2 separate regions of the Mus musculus genome follow, and region 1 is linked to region 2. A link is a loop called in an ENCODE intact Hi-C map of the cell type or tissue named here. Cell type or tissue: gastrocnemius. All regions are shown on one strand. Each heading gives the region's core, and the rest is flanking DNA. Links, peaks and the distances in the headings are about the cores only. Region 1 overlaps Efcab11 (EF-hand calcium binding domain 11). Region 2 overlaps Gm26839 (predicted gene, 26839).

Region 1 (5,380 bases), core at 312-5,311, 170 kb after region 2:
GTGCAGTCTTTGACCCTGCACATGGTCCTAAGGAACCATCCACAAATAAAAATGCAAATGTAAAGAAAAAATGCCAGGCATTCAACAGTGAGAAGCTCGAACAGGATAAAGCCATTTCTATTTCAAATAATCACTTCAGCTGAGATATCTAGTGTCATCTTGAACTTGATTATGAGATAAAAGAACTGGGACAGAGATGGCAATCATTTAATCTCTTAAGAATAGCTATTCTGGAGAGCTCCTCACTCTGTGTTCAATAGATTTCTAGCAGGTTGTGATCTGGCTAGAAAGAAAGCATAATAATGAGGAAAATTATGTTTTCAATAACACATGCTCTTCCAGTCCACGTCTGTCCACAAAGGAGGCAATAGAACGAACTCTGACCATTTTAACAGATGGCGTGATGGCTCAGTGCACACACTCGGCCTCCCTGAAAGCAACAAGTTTGCATCCTTGACCGGAGGTTTCAGAATGAGCTGAACTTTCGAGTGTAATGCAGGAAAGATTACACAGTGCCAGGCGGGAGCGAGGAGTGTGAGCGGGATGCAGGGGCTCAAAGAATGCAGATTAATGAGCTTGATTTTACTAATGCAACCAAATAGAATTGAAGTTGAAATGTGAACTACAAACACTGAGCCATTTGTCGATGCCCTGCTAATAACACTGTGAGCTGCTGTTTGTTTGGTGGGAAGCTCGCTCTGCAAAACCACATTGTCCTGGAAGTCAGAAAAAGACACAATGGCCAAACAATGCTTATTTTCTACTCGTGTATAATGTTTTCAAGTAGACTATATTTTCAAGAAGATGCAGTAGAAGAACAGTAGAAGTCTCCTGTTTATTTACTTGTGCTTTTAAAAAGGGATGTAATTGATCAAATCTAAAATTCATCTGGAAAAACAAATGTTCATTCCATGAGATTCAGAACTAAAAAAACAAAAAAACAAAAAAAAAACAAACAAAGAAATAATGATGTTAGACCAAAAATGTGGTTTTCAGTAATCAAAATGGTCTGATCATTACAAGTAAGCAAGCAATAGTCAGGGACAGCATTCTGAAATATGACATGGATTTAGTGGGCATCACACGAGACACTGGGAGTTGGTGGGCTAAAACACGGCTGTTGGAGTGGGAGCTTAGCTTGGATCGCTAAACTCACACAATGGTAGAGCCCGCTTGCCAACAAAATTCTCCCTTCTGCTATACATTTCCAACCTCCCTATAATTCCAGCACCCAGGAGACCTGGCAATGGGACACTACTAAAGTGCCATGTTTCAAAGGAGGATCTAGGACATCATTGTCCCCCAGGGACTCATGGCCAAATTCTGAAAGACACTCTCATCTGTGGTCAGCAAGGACTCACCAGAAACCCAAGTGATTTGTTCTGCATAGCTTAGTTATAGAAAATTTATTGTAGAACTCTGTGAAGTTGCGTTTTTTTTTTCTCCACCCCAGCCCTGCCCCCACTCCTGGCCCCGCCCCAGCCCCAGTCCCAGTAAAGAAGAATATAAGAATCTATAAAAATTAAGATTAAAAAAAAACCCAGCTTGTACTTGAGTTTTAAATAATCCACTGATAGGAGATTTGGCTTTAGTTCAGCATAATTATAATACATTATTTATGTTTCATTTATAGCATGTTCCTAGCACTTAGAAGTTCTGGGCCTAGAGACAATAATAAACAACATGAAATGGGATCATAGTTTATAATGAAACAATTCCCTCAGATTATCACAAGTACTCTATTAATGAAGGTTCCCTGTTACCAAAAAGTCACACCAAATGGGATGACCACGGGCTTTTAACATGATTGCAGCCCCGAAAGATGAGAGGTCAGAGGGCATTATGAGCATTTAGAGAATTATAAAACACATGGGAATGTGATGTGGCCAATCACATCTCAGGATAAAATCGAGGGTCCCCATCAGAGAGCAAGAGGGGGACACTCAATGACCTGCCCCTGGACATGCTTTTTAATTTAATAGGTAGAAAAGCCCCCTCCTCCCCTCCAGCTGAACCCAGGACCTGGAACTACCTAAGCAAGTGTCACACCACCATGCTGTGCCACTGTCCCTCATTTTAATCTTGACATACAGCCCAGGCTGGTCTCAAAGTCAAGAAGCTCCCCACCGCTAGCCTCCCAAAGGCTGAGATTAGAGGCACGGCCTTGTTGTCTGTAATAATTCTCAGAGCTTGGATGGAGGTGGAGGAGCATAAGGAACTGCCCAGGGCAGTCTCATAGATTGCAGATGACTTCCCTGCACCCCATTCAGACAGGCCTCTCCCCTGCAGCCTGAGCACTGAGCTTCCTGCTGAGGCTGGCAGAGCACTTGCCAGGGAGAGCAAGGAGGAGCTGAGTCTCAGAGGCTCTAGGCTGAGAGACAGACACTGGCTCACCAGGGGTTTCAATAATGTGTAAATCACTAAGGGACATTAGAGATGTTGGGGGGCCCTTCCTAGCCTTCGGAAGAAACTGCTCTCCCATAAATTGCCACACTAATACTGATTTCAGGGATTCAAATTACTGGCCCGATCCAGCATGACATTTTCTGCCCATTATCTAGTTTCTCCTGCCTCCAGGCAGGGCCACATCATTGATTACGGAGCGTTTCAGCCACTAAAAAAGATCACGCTCATCATTAAGGACATTAAGTGTTGATCTGTGCCGGCTAAGTGACTTAAAAGGTTCGTGCCCTTCCAGTAACAACTCCAAGAGGCCATCTCGAGATATTTATTAAACAAATTAAGTATTTACATTATGCTCAAACACAGAGGCACAGCTATTGAGTATGAGGGTCTCAGAAAACAAAAGCCAAGAGACTGTGGAAGAGAAAATTCTGCTTGTTTGGTTTCTTAGATGAGGGGATGGAGGAACGGCCAAATATTTGGGGAAAGAGCCTGAATTGAGCAGGTCCAGACAGACAGTCACCTGTCTCCCAGTGTGCTCTGTCCCCAGACATTTTCCTTCTAGAGAATACAGTCTACTCAGCAGCAGTGAGAAAGACTAGAAATAAATCTCAGGAAATCTTCAAAACCTAAGGAATACAGGAAATGAAAATGTCTCCCTGTTTCCATTACTAGTGCCATAATCATTAAGAAGCTGCCCCACGGAGCGTTTTTTCCTCAGCCCGTGGTATGCAGATAAAGGAAGCCTGGCTTCTCTGATAGAGCGGCCATCTCTGTGATCGTTAGTGGTTTTCCTCGTCTCCTATGGAATGCTCAGTGGGCAGAAGTCACAGAAGCCTTCCTCACCATACTGAGCTCAGGACTCAGCATCTGGTACAATGGAGTTTGATGAATATGTGTTGGGTACGTGAACAGATGTATAGAAAGAGTCTATAGGTGGGAGAACAAAAATACAACTTTCCTCCCAGGCTGCTGTGTTGCTGTACATGACAGAAGCCATCAGAGGAATGGCTTATTTTTGGCTCCCAGTTTGAGAGGAGAGTCATTATGACAGTCACCGTGCCAGGAGCCTGAGGTGGCTGGTCACGTGGCATCCAGTCAGGATGCAGACAGAGAGGAATGCAGGTGCTCAGCTTCACTTCCTTTCTGTGACCCCACTCTGTGGAATGGTTGCCGTGACATTCAAGGCAATGTCATATGAACCCAGTCTAGACCCACCCAGACAACTATCAGATGCTTGCTGTGCAGGGCAGGCGTGGGTCTTACCCTGAGGGACTCCATGCTGGATAACACTGTCAAGATGGAAGGACTCCACACTTGGTACAAATAAACAACCAGCAGACATTAGGAGTAACTAAACGCCCGGACTTCCCACGCTTATCAAGACACATGGTAGAGTATGGTAAAATGAAAAATTAACTATTGACATTGTATGTGTCTTAGTCAGGGTTTCTATTCCTGCACAAACATCATGTCCAAGAAGCAAGTTGGGGAGGAAAGGGTTTATTCAGCTTACACTTCTCACACTGCTGTTCATCACCAAGGACGTCAGGACTGGAACTCAAGCAGGTCAGGAAGCAGGAGCTGATGCAGAGGCCATGGAGGGATGTTCTTTACTGGCTTGCTTCCCCTGGCTTGCTCAGTCTGCTCTCTTATAGAACCAAGACTACCAGCCCAGAGATGGCACCACCCACAAGGGGCCTTTCCCCCTTGATCACTAATTGAGAAAATGCCTTACAGTTGTATCTCATGGAGGCACTTCCTCAACTGAAGCTCCTTTCTCTGTGATAACTCCAGCTGTGTCAAGTTGACACAAAACTAGCCAGTACAGTATGTTATGCATAGTGAACTTCAATAACCTAACAAAAAGGACCAGAGACACACAGGATGTGTGCACAGTGAGGCAATCTCAACTACTCCTTTGTCACATGCCACCCCACTGTCCTAGTCATGGCTTTTGCTCAGTAGATGACCAATGGCCAATCCTCAGCTGACCCTAGACTCAGAATGCTCCCCCTGCCAACCTTGTTGCTCCACTCCTGCTGTCCAGACAGCTCCTCTCTGTGACTGGCTTATGAAGCTAGGGTCTGCCGTTCTGTCCTGATTGCATCACTTGCTGAATTCCAAAGACTCTGCCCTCCCCACCTTGTAATCCTGAGAAGTGAATTGTGTGAATGGGGGCCAGAGTATTGGTGACTGAACGTGGAACAGGTCCAAGAGCCTGCGGCTGCAGTGGACAGAACTCCACGGCAAGTCGGGAGTATGTGGTGAAGCCAGTGGAAGTGACTGAGGGACACAGGCTTGGTGGCCTGCTACTGCTATCACTCACACACAATAGATGACAAAGCCGCATTGTTTTGAACCTTCAGCTCTGTGGTAATTTGTTATAACCACACAGCAAACTAATACAAGGAAGAGAATGAATGTAGTTTTGGGCAATTTTAAGTCTGTCACGTCTTTGACGAAAAGAGCACAGACATTTGGGAAAATTCACCTAGAGTCCTTCACCTAACATACTGGATGATCCTTAAAAACCACGTTTCCTCTCGTGACCTCAGTTTTATTATGTATAAAAGGAAAGTACTTTTACGTTTGGTTCCTTTTGCAGCTCAGTGCTTATGAGCTGGGAAAGGAAGAAGGACGCTTTTCTGTTACAGCCCTGCCAGCACTTGACAAACACTGTGGACAAAGTGCCATTAAAAACACCGATCTGCACAAAAGAAGGAAAGGGCCCCACTTTTAAAAACTACCCAAAATAAAAAAAAAACCAAAAATCTGGGAACACCTTAATTAAAAAAATGCATCAAACTTATGGAATGAAAACTACAAAATTCTACTGAGACTCATAAAAGGGTATATGAAAATATAACGGGACATACAGTATGTGCTCCTGGATGGGAGGACTGGACAGTGTAAAGATGCCAGAATCTTCTCAATTAATTTATAGCGTGAATGCATCTTCATCAAAACTCCAAAG
Region 2 (5,380 bases), core at 90-5,089:
CCTGGGCTACAGAGTGAGACCCTGTCTTTTTCAAAAGATTTATTTATCTTATGTACATGAGTACATCATTGCTCTCTTCAGACACACCAGAAGAGGGCATCGGATCCCATTACACATGGTTGTGACCCATCTGTGGGAACTAGGAATTGAACTCAGGACCTCTGGAAGAGCTGTCAGTGCTCTTAACCGCTGAGCCATCTCTCCAGCCCCGAGACCCTGTCTTGAAACAAAAACAAAACAAAACAGTTTCTGATATATAGTACTTGCTCATTTTTTTCTAAATGAGGGACTGGGGATGTGGCTTAGTAGGTACAGTGCTTGCTTAGTGTGCAAGAGACCCCAGTTAGATTGCCAGCATCACACAAACTGGTTATGATGTCACTTATCTGTGATCCTAGCAGGAGGTGGAGGGCGTAAGGTTAGAAATTCAAGGTCATCCTAGGCTGTATAGTCGAGACCCTGGGTCAAAAAGAAAAGAAGATGTTTGCATTATTTCAGGGTTCTCCGGAGGAAGAACTTATAGGAGAGAGAGAGGAAGCAGGAAGCAGCCTATGATTTGCCGCATGCTGTAGCAGGGGTGGGATTTTTTTTTTCCAGCTGCAGATAGTTTCTGCAATTGTGTGACATTTGTAATTCTGGGGGCTTTTCTGGGGGTTATATAAATGCTAAGGGCCCTGAGAGTGATGATGTGGGTTGTTGGCTGTTGATTGTTGTTGGTGGAGGTTTGTTAAATAGTTGTGCGCAAAAGAAAAAAGAAGAAACAACAAGAAGAAATTGGATATCCTGGTGACAAAGATCAGACTTGCCTCCACGGAACTCAATGCCCCTAATCAGCAGGAAGTAGTCTAAGGACTCCCGACTTTACTCAGATTTCTTTCCTCTCTCCCCTGTACCCTTTTTTTAAATCTCCTATATAGTGTTAGGGGATTGAAGGGGTAGGAAAAAGGTAGAGAAGGGAGGAAGAAAGAAGAACCCACAAAGTAGCAAAAGACTGGCTCCAGAAGGAAGGGAGGCAGGGAAGGTTAGTTGAGATTTATTATAATAATTTAGCTATGCCAGATGGGTGTGGCACCTTTAATCCCAGCATTTAAGAGGCAGAGACAGATGAACTCCGTGAGTTCAAAGACAGCTACATCTACATAGTGAGGCACTGTCTTAAAACAAGACAGAATTTGCTTATGCAGCTAGGGAGGCTGGTCTCTCCTAAACTCCGCATTAGCACACTGCAGACTCAGCAGGGCTAATGGCATGGTTCTAGTGTGATTATCAGCAGGATCAAAACCCGGAGGAGTCAATGTTTTGGGGCAAATTCAGGGGCAGGAAAAATATGAATGACCCAGCTTAAGGGACCGGGATTGAGAGGAGAAGACCTGCCTGCTCTATTTATGCCTTTCGCCAGTTGGATGAGGCCCACCCACATGATGGAGTGTAATCAGGTTTTCTCAGGCTAACAGTTCCAGGATAATCTCACCCCCAAGCATCCTCACAAACACACTCAGAACCATGTGAGTAGGTATGAGGCCACTCTGTAGCTCAGGACAGCTACCATACAAAATGAACTTCACAATGTTACAAAGGATGCAGGCATCAATCTTGGACCCTGTGGGGGAAAGATTCAGATCTGTCTTCGTTTACATGACAGAAGGTGAGGTGACTTATTGGAGATACCATGATACTAATTCAGATGTTTATATGAAGGAATTCATTATTGGTGGCTTCAGAGGACCCTCTGGAGACCCATGAGTGACATCAAACAGTAAGAGCCGGTAAGGGTTGAGCCTGGGTTGCTGTAGTAACTCATGGATGGGCATGACAGGGTCTCTTGGCCATTTAAATTGCTCAGATAAAGAAGCTGTAAAAGGGCCTCCTTCTGGGGTTGGTGTGTGTGTGTGTGTGTGTGTGTGTGTGTGTGTGTGTGTGTGTGTGTCAAACCATATGTTGAGAGAATAGGCATTTTATGGTATAGCCACAGACCTGGTCTTGGAGTGAGTCCCACTTTGAGGCTATCAGAACCCTCTGGAAAGCAAATCTCCTCCTTACCTTGATCTCCAAACTGTAGAATGCTGCCAGCAGCCACATTCTCAGATTGTAGATTGTGGAGGTCCATAACAACCCAGCTATTGGTCCAAGCCAGACACTGCATGAAGCATGATGAAGACCCATCCTAAACTCTGGGTTACCCAAACAAACCTTTTTGCCATCATCAACAGTTTGGTTCCTCTGTGTATATAGCCACTGTTGGTGCACACAGGCTTCTGCAGGGACCCTCTCTGTGCCGGATGCTCTCAAACTCTGTAGATATTGGTGGGAATCAGGTGATAACGGAAGAAAGAGTTGTCACTGTCCTCTCTGTATGCTTCAAATTGCACCAAGGTGCCACTTGACATCACCCCGTGGAGTCACAGCCTCAACATCCCCCATGAGACTGATAGCCTCCCCGTTTTGCTAACACACTCAGGAGATGGGGCAACAGCGTGGGTCCTGGACCTCATTATTTCCACCCACCATTTTAAAGAGATTCGTTGCCTCCCACGGGTGACGGGACTGCCACTGTGCCTCCTGACAAGAGGAAAGCTGTGACTCATTCGTCTCTTTGATGTTTCTATGTGCATCTCTTCATGGCCCCCGAAATGTCGGGATTTGCGCTTGTCTTGCTTTGACAGGAGAGGTGGATGAGCGCTGTCTCGGCTCCTCCGCGGTAGGGTTGACTCATGAAAACGGCCATGGTTTGTATCTTCACTCGGGCTCTTCCGCTCCAGTTCGGATCCCTAAAGAATTATTTCTCCTGAGTAGAGCTGCCTTGTAAGCCTTGAGAGGAAGGCATGGAGCCAAACTCTGCCAAAAACAGTCCAAGTTGGCATGGGGCCAGCCAGTTGGCTGCTGCGCAGAGTCCTCTCCCAGCCTCTCCAGGCCCCCCTCCGGTTCCCTTTTACAGCTGTCTGGCCTCAGGTAATCACGGGCACTCTGCGGGTCCCTGGCTCTTTTCATTCCCGCGTTTCAGATCACTTTACACACATTAATTAAGCCTTAAAACACTCAGGAAAGGGAAGCCAAAGGCAGCGGGAATGTTTGCAACATGCGCCTCCATGCTCTGGCTGAAGAGCAGGATAGCCCTGCCCTCTCCCCGCCCTGCCCCGCCAAGCCCCGCCCTCACTTAGGCGGAAAGTGGGGGCTTCTGTGTTCCCCGCATAGTTGAAACCCCTTCTACCTGCCTCAGAAAACTCCATATTCATTATTGACTCAGGATGGTCATCCACCCCATTGAGGTTACCTGCTATAGATGATACATATGACCTTTGGAAGTAGGGTTCTGGGCAGATCTGGCTCGATGTCTTTTCATACATGGAATGAATACCCTCAGTTGGAACCCTATACTTCTGCATTCGGCATAGAAAAATGCTAGATATTATGGCCTTCCTGAGCCGTCTTGTACATAATCCCATTCAGTCTGAATTAGTAGTTTTGCTACCAAAGTGTTCGACCTTGTAGCTTGAATTGATGTTGGTGTCTCTCATTGAGATGAAATGTTAGGAAGTCTGCAGTTTAGTTAATGGTTTGCACCAACCGCTAATCCTTAGTTTAGATTAATTTATGGCTATTTGAGCCATGAACATTATAGGAAGTTGGGTGTGTGAAATGCAGGGGCTGTGTTTTGGTGGGTAATAATAATCTTATTGTGAGCGCCTCAAAATTGGTAATGATACCCACATTTTTAGTGTACTATTTTAAAATACCTCTATGGCTTCCAAGAAAATAATAAATGCCAAGCCTTTTGTTACCAAAATAAGAGACAATTTATGATAGCTCCAGCTGTTCTCACACCAAGGAAAATGCATTGAGTTCCCTGTGTCTGCAAAGTGCCATGTTGTACATTAAAATCGCAAACATTATCATCAGGAGAAAACCATTGCTTGTGTGGCAGGCCTTTTAAGGTAGCAGTTTGTATGTAAGATATTTGATAACTTCACTGTTTCGGCCCCCAGTGCGTTCCTTATTTCACAGAAAATGGATGGTTCACTATCCATGCTGCTCCAAGCCTTCCCCTTTATCCAGAAGCAACTAGGAAGAGCTGTCCTGTGCAATAGTACTATAGATCACACTGCTTACCTCTCCTGAGTGTTGGGCTTGCAGCATTCACAGTGAAATGCCAACGGTGCCTAACTTTACGGAGACTGCAGGGTTTGCAGACATTATTTCCTCATTTCTTTTAGAGCATGCAAATTATGACGTCTTGTGGGGGTCAAAAAGAGCTCTGTATCTGGTGGGTGGTAAGACTGTAAAGAACCCCACCTTCCATGACACAGAGGGTGTGGATGTGATATGACCACGTTCCAGTGGGTTTAGTGGAAGAAGCAGAGCTCGAGAAAGTGAGCCGAGTTAAAAGTTATTCAGCTCTGCAGTCAATCCCAATCTCTGGGTACACCTCGCGGCACACCGGCAAGGGCATCCATGACCAGAGGTAGGTGTTTATGGCTGAGGGCGTTGTGCTGAGTCTGGCTTCTCCAGAAGGTGACAATATTGTCCCTCTCCAGTGTGAGAATGACATCTGTCACTTTTGGGGTTGCCCAAGATGTACCCTCTTCCTGTGCTTGGGGAATCCCCAATATCGGGAGGGCAAGCTGACTGAACTGGCTGGTTTTGTGTTGTCGACTTGACAAAAGCTGGAGTTATCACAGAGAAAGGAGCTTCCGTGGAGGGAATGCCTCCATGAGATACAGCTGTAAGGCATTTTTCTCAATTAGTGATCAAGGGGGTAGGGCCCATTGTGGGTGGGGCCATCTCTGGGCTTGGTATAAAGAACACATGATCTCAGAAGGGATTTTTCCGGATGCTGTAAAAGATGCCAGCCGCCTCAGCCCTGAGCCCGCCGCGGCTGCACTCCCCGAGGCTGCACATGGGTTCTATAAGAAAGCAAACTGAGCAAGCCAAGGAAAGCAAGCCAGTAAGTAACACCCCTCCATGGCCTCTGCATCAGCTCCTGCTTCCTGACCTGCTTGAGTTCCAGTCCTGACTTCCTTTGGTGATGAACAGCAATGTGGAAGTGTAAGCTGAATAAACCCTTTCCTCCCCAACTTGCTTCTTGGTCATGTTTTGTGCAGAAACCCTGACTAAGACACTGACTTTTTACTAAAATCTGAAATGCCCCAGGCCGTCTTCTCACCTCTCTTGGGGAAACTGCAGAGCCCAGGTCCTCCCTGGAGCTAGTGACTGAAGAGAAGGCATGGACAGTGCTTGTGTTGATGATTTCCAGCCATTTCACATAGCCAAGGCTGGCCTCCAAGTCCCTATTGGCCAAAGACAACCATGAACTTCTGATCGTCCTTCCTCCACTCCCAAGTGCTAGGCTTATAGTCATGTGACTACGTGACTGGCTTGGGTG

The links. Peaks named below come from ENCODE experiments on the same cell type or tissue, not always from the same donor. Only the 100,000 strongest peaks of a DNase experiment are listed, where the experiment ranks them.
Region 1: it touches region 2 in a loop (2.3-fold over the local background); 2 of 42 quality-filtered maps call a loop at or near these places.

What each region holds. Positions count from the first base shown.
Region 1 is chr12:99,734,888-99,740,267 of GRCm38, forward strand. All of the region lies in intron 5 of Efcab11 (EF-hand calcium binding domain 11), which reads right to left. Among named protein-coding and RNA genes, the nearest start is that of Gm19951, 94 kb to the left of the region's middle. In gastrocnemius, for the core only: no CTCF peak of the experiment used is centred there; DNase peaks (open chromatin) are centred at 2,204 and 3,474.
Region 2 is chr12:99,567,635-99,573,014 of GRCm38, forward strand. The region is part of intron 2 of Gm26839 (predicted gene, 26839); the gene reads left to right. Among named protein-coding and RNA genes, the nearest start is that of Gm26839, 6.5 kb to the left of the region's middle. In gastrocnemius, for the core only: no CTCF peak of the experiment used is centred there; a DNase peak (open chromatin) is centred at 2,861; H3K4me3 peaks cover 787 bases; H3K27ac peaks cover 669 bases.